Regions from separate parts of the Homo sapiens genome. Here regions 2 and 3 are each linked to region 1. The links are chromatin contacts, found by Hi-C or POLR2A ChIA-PET in ENCODE. All regions are on one chromosome and are shown on one strand. The core of a region is the stretch at or near the end of the contact, and the rest is flanking DNA. Distances in the headings are between cores, read along the strand shown.

Evidence for each region. Hi-C counts contacts between places; a loop is a spot of excess contacts on that map. ChIA-PET counts read pairs that join two places held with the same protein, here RNA polymerase II (POLR2A). Pooled maps may share reads with other maps.
Region 2: a loop to region 1 is called in a pooled map, with 4 times the contacts of the local background. The contact joins the promoter of CDC27 here to the enhancer-like site in region 1. A Hi-C loop is called at or near these places in 4 of 50 pooled maps. POLR2A ChIA-PET finds 5 or more read pairs at or near these places in 3 of 52 experiments (GM12878, H1 and activated T-cell).
Region 3: a loop to region 1 is called in a pooled map, with 3 times the contacts of the local background. The contact joins two enhancer-like sites. A Hi-C loop is called at or near these places in 1 of 168 maps with a recorded cell type or tissue (PC-9), 1 of 37 single-sample maps with no recorded cell type and 3 of 50 pooled maps. POLR2A ChIA-PET finds 5 or more read pairs at or near these places in 2 of 52 experiments (PC-9 and RWPE1).

Annotation. Positions count from the first base shown.
Region 1 is chr17:46,939,488-46,942,318 of GRCh38, reverse strand. GOSR2 (golgi SNAP receptor complex member 2) reads right to left here. Exons shown (of 6, transcript NM_004287.5): 6 at 299-2,831. It also overlaps a transcript of LRRC37A2 not described here. Among named protein-coding and RNA genes, the nearest start is that of GOSR2, 18 kb to the right of the region's middle. Within about 2 kb of position 1,343, at least 2 of the 41 ENCODE cell types and tissues checked have a DNase peak (open chromatin) inside an H3K27ac peak, as active enhancers do.
Region 2 is chr17:47,187,802-47,190,632 of GRCh38, reverse strand. It overlaps CDC27 (cell division cycle 27), which reads left to right and starts at 1,338. Exons shown (of 19, transcript NM_001256.6): 1 at 1,338-1,487. The coding sequence starts at 1,461. It also overlaps a transcript of MYL4 not described here. RefSeq lists enhancers at 1,414-1,603, 1,134-1,730 and a silencer at 1,764-1,813.
Region 3 is chr17:46,769,816-46,772,445 of GRCh38, reverse strand. It overlaps WNT3 (Wnt family member 3), which reads left to right. Exons shown (of 5, transcript NM_030753.5): 3 at 2,398-2,630. It also overlaps a transcript of LRRC37A2 not described here. Among named protein-coding and RNA genes, the nearest start is that of WNT3, 48 kb to the left of the region's middle. RefSeq lists an enhancer at 1-443. Within about 2 kb of position 1,250, at least 15 of the 41 ENCODE cell types and tissues checked have a DNase peak (open chromatin) inside an H3K27ac peak, as active enhancers do.

The DNA.
Region 1 (2,831 bases), core at 94-2,593:
CTGTCTGACCTCCGTGAGGCCTACAGGCAAGCTGTTTATGAAGGGCCTAGGCTTTCCCTTGAGAAAATGTCACCCCCCGGTTGAGACAGTAACAGATGACGTTTCTTTCTTTGCTTTGGCTACTGGAGCTGAAAGTCAAATTAGGGTTCCCCAAACATTTCTTAGGGTGTTACAACGTTTGAGTTCCTTGTCCTGATGTCGACATTCTACACTGACTTGATTTGTTCTTGTGCCTCACTTCTTTGTATCTGTTTCAGTTATTTCCTCAAAGTCTCCTCAAATCTTTTTTGGACTAAGGTAGGATATAAACAGTAAGAATTTATTTTGGACTTAACAAGTTTTGCTCTTTACACCAATGTGATCATCTTTGAGACAGAAGCTTTCTGTCTAGGAGACAGTGGTTCCAAAATACACACATCAGAATCACCTTAGAGGCCAGGTACAGTGGCTAACACCTGTAACCCTAGAACTTTGGGAGGCCGAAGCAGGCAGATCACTTGAGGCCAGGAGTTTAAGACCAATCTGGTCAACATAGTAAAACCCTGTCTCTACTAAAAAATACAAAAAAAAAAAAAAAATTAGCCAGACATGGTGGCACACACTTGTAGTTCCAGCTACTCAGGAGGCTGAGGTATGAGGATCACCTGAACCCAGGAGGCAGAGGATGCAGTGAGCCAAGATTGCGCCACTGCACTCCAGCCTGGGTGACAGAGCGAGACTGTCTCAAAAATAAAAAATAAAATAAAATCACCTTAGAGATTTAAAAAAGGTTCTAATTCAGATCTGGGGTAGGCCCCAGGAATATGTAATTTTAAAAAGCTTCCCCACTGCTTCTGAAGCAGCCAGCCCAGCCCCTGGCCATGGAGCAGTGTTTGAGAATCTCTGGCCTAGAAACATAAAAAAAGGGGGCCATTAGTTATAAAAATGAATATCGAATTCTTTTACAAAATGTGATTTTCTAAATAAAATAAACCTCAACTTTATTCAGCTGATGTGCTTCCAAAACAATGGGTGTAAATCCAAATTTGCAAATCAAACCCATTCAAATTCATCAGGGCAAAGGGTGTACAGAACTCCGCAGTGAAGTCTAAAAAATCAAGACTCCTCTAACTTACTTGGTCTTGGAGTTTGGCTTTTCTTACAGTGGTCCCCCTGAAGTAAATGTCCATGTAATAAAGAGATCTCAAGTTCCTCTTGATAACCCACCTGTTTTAAATCACAATAGGCACACCAAACTCATGTACAAGGTCACAGAGGCTGGCTACCGGAGTTTCTTGCATCAGCTCGACCTAAGAATTCACCCCCGCCTCCACTAGAGGGTGCTCCTTCCCTGGCCTGGACCCTTCCCTACACTGAGGCGGTGGAGAGAGTCACACTGTTAGGCCAAGGTCTATTTTTCACCAGGCACTGAAAGCAGATGTGTGAAGAGAAGTGGTCATGTGACAACATGCAGTCTCAATGCCCCTGGGTGTCCAGACACACTGGCTGCTGTCCACCAGCCGCAGGTGGTAAAGACCCAAAAACCACCTCTGCAATTTTTATTCCAAACTAGAGGACTGGCTCTGAAGGTGCAGCATGAGGGTTCATCAAAGCCAACCACTGTCAAGTGTGGAAAGCACTGGTGCACACCACGAAAAGATGTCCTATCAGTCCACGCATGATGGGTGCGGGGACTTCTGCCTCCCAGAGTTCAAGAACAAATGGCTCAGCTGCTCCCTGCAGACCTTCCTCCAAAGTGTGCTGTCTGGCAGGATCCTTGGGTGCCTGGGGGACAGGACAGCCTTGCCGTCGCAGTCTCAGAATCCATTTTATGGATTACCAAAAGTCCTGCGCTAGGTCCCTGGCACCGCAGCAGTGCTGTGTGTAATGGAAATGTCAATGTGCCTCCCCAGAGTTAGACAGATCTAGGTCTAAAGATGCTGCAACCCCCCAGTCCACCCTCCAGTCACTGCTTTAACTCTGGCAGGGCCCCAACCCATTTTAGGAGTCACAGATTGCTCCTTCCTTGGAAACCTGGGGCCCATTTGGCCCGGAGGGGTAGGAACAATGGAGATCTCCTCCAACCGAAAGTGTGAAATTAGCATCCAGGAAACTCAGTTAATCTATGACAATTAAGAAAACTTACCAAAGGGGAGCTATGCCACAGAGGTGCCTGAAAGGACCAACATGACTACAGAGCAGCGGGGAGGGGAACAAGAGAGGTGAAGAGGAACACAGAAAGGAAGGGAAATAAGACAGAAGACAGTTCAAGCAACAAGAAACTAACAGAGCAGGTAGGGCAGGACAACCAAAGGTAGGGTTAATACTGAGCCGGTTTCCAGATCTGAAGGATTTTGAGTGTCATTTTATGTCTTGCCATGAAGCTGCTGTGCCCAGGGCTGGTAGGCCTGTGGTAAATGAGAACATACACTAACCAGGTCTTTCTGAGACTTTCAGTGATTCACCACATTAGATGGACTTCAGGACAGATTGGCCTTTATACTAAATTCCACAATATACCTGGTATTAGTACAGCCTGAATCCGGGGCTGGTCACAGAAGGAAAAAGGTTGTAGTCCCTGAAAACAGAGTGTTACAAGGACATACACACTACAGATGTCTCCACGGTGGGATCTGCCCACACTGGCTGGGCAAAATGAGGGCCTGGCTGGCAGGTGCTAATATATTTCAGGGAAGAGAAGGGAACCAAAGAATTAGAGATACTAAAACTAGAGCTGAGACTGTAATTGGAAAATCACAAATCTTTGCCTACAGCTACTTTCTAAGGGGCAAAGGCCCACAAAGCCTGGGCGCAGGTGCCAAGCCACAGTCTCTGAACCTTAAAAGCCAACC
Region 2 (2,831 bases), core at 89-2,588, 250 kb before region 1:
TACAGTGACAAGACAAGGCGGTGGAGAAGGATGCAGTGTAGCTCTGTCAGCCTTGTTTTTAAAAATGAAAGAAAAAATATCTCCCTCTAACATCACCCAAAGGGAAATTTCCAAGCAATGGAATATATCATGATTCTCACATCTAGCCTAGAGAGCTCCTGACTAGAAAAGTAACTTTCAAAAACTGTTTCCTCATCTGCTGAAAAACAAAATTTAAACAGTCCCCTGGTTCACTCTTTTTGGGGGGAGAAGGGGAGCAGAAAGGAAATATGAGAGAGTCTACATTGCATGCTAGACACGGCCACATTTATAATACATCGAATTCTCTTAATCCTTTTTTTTCAAACTAAGCGAACATAAGTTCAGAGAGGTAATTTGCCAAGGACCTATGACTAGTTAGTGCTAAAGATAAAATTCAAAACCAGGCCTCTGAATTTCCGACCCCCTACTCTTCCCACCACAGCGGAATGCCTCACCTATCAAAAATAAAAATTTCTAATGGCCTATTGAGCTTTTCCATGATCTCTTCACCTAAGTAACTATTTCCAATTAATGCCTTCTTAGCAGACTGATCCCATTTTTCCTCCCTTCACTTTCCTATACTTCTTTTTCCTCTAATTTTACCCATCCTTCAAACTCCATTTTAAACTTTTTTTTCCTTCCATAGAACTTTCCTTATCTTATCACAATTGCCCTCTCTGAATTTTTATATTACTTATAATAGGCACCATATAATATAGCGTTCTCTGTTACACTGCTTTTCCCTTAAATAGACCTTAATCTCCTTGAAGACAGAAGCTATCCTATGTCTTTGGGGAGTGGCAATCTTTCCAAATTTCTTTAGCTTTCCCCCAGAGCCGTGAGTAGATACTTCTGGAATGGACGAATGATCTAAACTCAATAGACAAATACTTGTTGATTCATTAAAGACAGCCCCAAACTCTGCTGTTTCACCCTTTGCTTCATAATCTACAGCACACCAATTAATCCAAAAGGGCTGAGGGGCTAATCCACACTGCAGCCCCGCCACGTAACGCTACCCGCCCGCGCTGTCACGCCACGCCCAGCCTGCTGGTTGCAGATTTGGCGTAGCCCAACCCTGGGACGGCCGATTGGGCGTGGTGTGCGTGGCTGAAGGCGTGGCTGAGAAGAGAAACCTACGCTTTGGGTCAGACTCGGTAGCTTCCGGTAATCTTCGACAATTTCCGGCAACGGTTTTCTCTCTCGTCGACCAACCTCGGGTATTTCCGACTCCCTTCGGGCTTTTCCGTCTGGTTCCCGCTCGGCTTTCTCCACTTCGGGTATTCCCGTGTCCCGCTCGGAAGCACTCGGCAATCGCTCGGCCTCCCCCATCCCCCGGTAACGGTCGCTGGTGAGTTTAAATGAGCAGGGGCTGGCCGGGCCGGAGCCGCTACAGGGGGGGCCTGAGGCACTGCAGAAAGTGGGCCTGAGCCTCGAGGATGACGGTGCTGCAGGAACCCGTCCAGGTAATGATAACCTTCTTCTCTGGGGCTTGGCTGGCAGCCTCGGTCGGGAAGCAGCAGCGTAGGGCCACTCCGCGGCCTGGTGCGGCCTAGGCCCGGCTGCTTCTCCCGCCTCCCCTGCTGCCGTGTCCTGCCTATCTTTAGTCAGTTCGGAGGCCTTGCCCACAGCCTAAGCCGTGTTACCTCTGGCCCTACATTACTTCACCCTTAGCGTGAGCGGCTTCGGCGAAAATAACCGCCTTTCCCGTCCGAGCCAACGTCCGGCCAGCCTTTCCTGTCAGTCCAGGGGCCTGGCTTGACTGGGGGTGGGAGATGAGGGGCCGAAAATGCACCCCAAGCGCTCTCTTGCCTAAAAGATGATCGAGAAGCACATTTGATCGGAGCTTGTGTGATCTTCGTGACGGTAGGGCAAGTTTACGGAGGTTTTTTTTATTTTGTCTTGTATGAGAGGGTGGAGGGAGCGTAGGATCGGTCTTTTTAATACTAATTTCTATTTTGGTAACAGACTTCCTATCCCACGTTTCCTTTCTCGGTGAATTTCCCACCGGACAATGATGGTTTGAGAAGACAACTCCAAGCCTCAGTGCTGAGGCGCAAGCACCAATACCAGGGGAGGAGGTGGAAAGGGCACATTTGGGTTGTTTTCATCCTCTCTGATGGGGATCAGGAGCATTTTGTTGTGCATGTTTATAAGGCATTCAGGAAATGAAACACAAATAATGGTGTTTCTGTCCATTTCACTGCCTTTACACCAGGGTATGCTTTGACGCACAGTGCTGTGTTGCATTAAAGGAACCCTATTGGATTTTAAGTGTGTGATGCGGTGCCAAGTCATTTTCCCCCCTGACATCTGGAGAAACTGTATCTTTTGTGCCTTGGTAATGGACCAGGTCTGGGAGACTTCATCCCACTATATGATCTTTAACTTGATCAGAATTGACCTCTATCAACTGCTGTCATTGAGTCATGGACTTTATTTTGAAGTTATAAAGCAAACTGATTTTTAGAAATTCCTTCATATTGCCCTTAAAAGGCTTGAGGTATCAAACAGTAAATATTTTAATATATCACTACTTTCATATTTATTTCATTTTTCTAAACAGCATGAAATACTCATTTCTTCTAGTTTGGTTTTTTTCTCCAGCTGTTTACATATAGCAGCTATTAGTGTTTGAATTAATAAAACGTAAGATTATATCTTATGAAATTTACCTGTCTGTAAGTTGTATTAGTTTTTCTAGAGCTATTTCCATCCAAATTCTTTTTACCAGTATAGTTTCTTTTAAGATTTTTTTTTATTCTGGCTGTAGATGAGGTAATTATATATATATAATTTTTTAAGGCCTA
Region 3 (2,630 bases), core at 1-2,500, 170 kb after region 1:
TCTAGACGCGCTCCCCAAAAGCGAGTCACCTCTGATCGCTCTTCCCGTCTCCGGCCAAGAGCCAGGGGAAAGCGGCTCTGGGAGCGCTACCCATTCACTCCGCGTTGAACGTTTTAAGTCACCACCGTAGGTTCTGGCACACGCCCCGGTCCCTAGATGGCCCGAGGACAGGTTTGGGTTGCGGGGGGAGGGGCGATGTGTGCCCGAGAGTTTGGGAATTTGCTGGCGGCGGCGAGGAGAGCATCCCGGAAGACGCCGCGAGCGCATACGCGCCCCGGTCGGTGCCCAGAGCCCGGACCTTGAACCCAGGTTCGCGCCCAGCTCCGGCCCCACGTTTGCACCCCGCCCCCGGCGAGTCCCCACACCACCGCCGCGTGGGCGGCCAAGGGTTAATCTCTGCCCCGCGCTTTGAGACCCGGGGCGCAGCGGGTCGGGCAGCCCGGGGCGCGCGTCTTCCGCGAGTCTGGGGGCGGCGGGGTCGGCGGCCGGAAGGGGCGAGGCGCGGCGGCGGCGCGGCGGGCCCGAGGCGCTTCCCCAGGCGGGGGCGGGGGCAGGGGCGGGGGCGGGCGCCGGAGGGGCCTGGGCGGCCTGAAAAGCGCCCGAGCACCGCCCCCCCACCGCGCGGCCGCCGCGCCATTCACACGCCCTCTGGCCATTCGGCGCGGCGCGGCGCGGCGCGGCGCGGGGGCGGGGGGCGCCGCTTCAATGGGGATTTCGCGGCCCGGCGCCGGGGCCGGGGGCGCGGCCCGGCCGCGGGAGCCGCCCGTTGCTACGCGGTGGCGGCCGGCCCGGCGGCCCGGGCCCGGCGGCCGCATTATGCGGGTAATGCGGTGTGACACCGCGCGAACAAAGGCGGATTGAGCGGCCCAGCGGGCCCCGCCGGACGGGGAAGGCACAGCGGGGCTGTCAGCGCCGCTCCCAGGCTAATCCCCGCCCCGCCCCCGCCGCCCCCGCGTTCCCGGGGCTGGGAACCCAGCGCGGCCCGGGGCCCGGGCGCCGCTGCCGCCGCGAGAGGCCGCAGGCCGGCCGGAAACGAGGGGCGCCCGCCCTGTGAACCCGCCCTCGGCCCCTCTTCCCCGAGGCGCCCCCAGGGCTGGGGCGTCTAGGATTGGGGCGAGTGAGCGGCGCGGCTGGGACCCCGAGGCCGGGAGCACAACTGGACGCGGGACGTCGGGCCCCCTTGCCGCCGTCCTCGGTCGGCCCTGGCAGCGCAGGCGCGGGGCGCGGGCGGGACCAGCTCTGCACTCTTCGCCCTCCCGTCGTTGGAAGTGGGACGGGCCCCTCTGTAGGTGGCGCAGGAGGGCGTGGGGGCCGCGGAGAGCGGCCGCGGGAGCCAAGAGGGGTCCCGGGCTTCCTTCTTGCAGCACTCGGCCCACAGCCCAGGAGGGGAGGCGGGCGCCTGGCTTCTAAATAAATTTGGTCACATTTATGACCAATTTTGCCGACTAGGCCGGCCCGGCGTTTCACAGCCTGTGTCAGGTGGCGAGTCACCTCCGGCTCCCGGGTCCTGCCATGAGGAGAGAGATGGTTGGGCTGCAGGTCTTGCAGGCCTTGGCCTCCCTAATCGTCAATGTCCACATCTATAAAATGAGTAAAACTTTCCATGTGAATGAAGCACATGCAGAGACGATGACCGTTGTGAGGAGGCTGGAGCACACCCTTGAGAGTCTCTCCTTTCCCTGCGCTGGACCCTGGGACAGAACCAGGGGAACTGCCCGGTGTCCCTACCCTTCTGGGAGGGAGTTGGCCGTGCCTGGGCGTGAGGGCAGGAGAATGGGGATGGGGAGACTGAGGCACGGGCCACTGCCCTCCTGGTGAGGGGCTCTAGGAGCGGAGGGAAGCCGTGTCCATTTTACAAAAAGGGCGACTGAGACCGAGAAAAGGAGAGGGGCCGTCCCTATGCATCCACGTGCGGAAGGGGTGGGCCTGGGCAGGTTTAGGCTGTAGATTCCCAGGCCTCCCTCCTTACAGACCTGGATCTCACTCAGGCGTGGGAGGGCTCAGGCCTGTGCAGGGTGGTCTCTGGACTTTGGGAAGGTGGAGGGCAGGGGGTGTGGGACCAGGACAGAAGTGGCTGCCTTATCTCTGCAGCAACCTGCCAGAGGTTTGGTGTCGGCGCCTGTTTCTAACAGGCACTGCTTTGCCCTGTGGCATTTGAGGTCCTGAGCTAATCAGCAGCCCAGGGCCTCAGTTTGCTCATCGGTGAAGTGGGAATACCCAACTGGGTCTAAACCAGCCAAAGAGGGTGGGGAAGCTGCCTCCCTCTTGCCTCAGGGCTGGTGAGCTCTTCAACTCTTCCTGGCCTCGTTCCCCTCACGTCCTGGCCTGGGAGGTGGAGGCAGGGCAGGCGCTCCCAGGCCGGGTCCTGAGTGCTGCCTCCCCACGACCTCCCCGCAGCCACCCGCGAGTCGGCCTTCGTTCACGCCATCGCCTCGGCCGGCGTGGCCTTCGCCGTCACCCGCTCCTGCGCCGAGGGCACCTCCACCATTTGCGGCTGTGACTCGCATCATAAGGGGCCGCCTGGCGAAGGCTGGAAGTGGGGCGGCTGCAGCGAGGACGCTGACTTCGGCGTGTTAGTGTCCAGGGAGTTCGCGGATGCGCGCGAGAACAGGCCGGACGCGCGCTCGGCC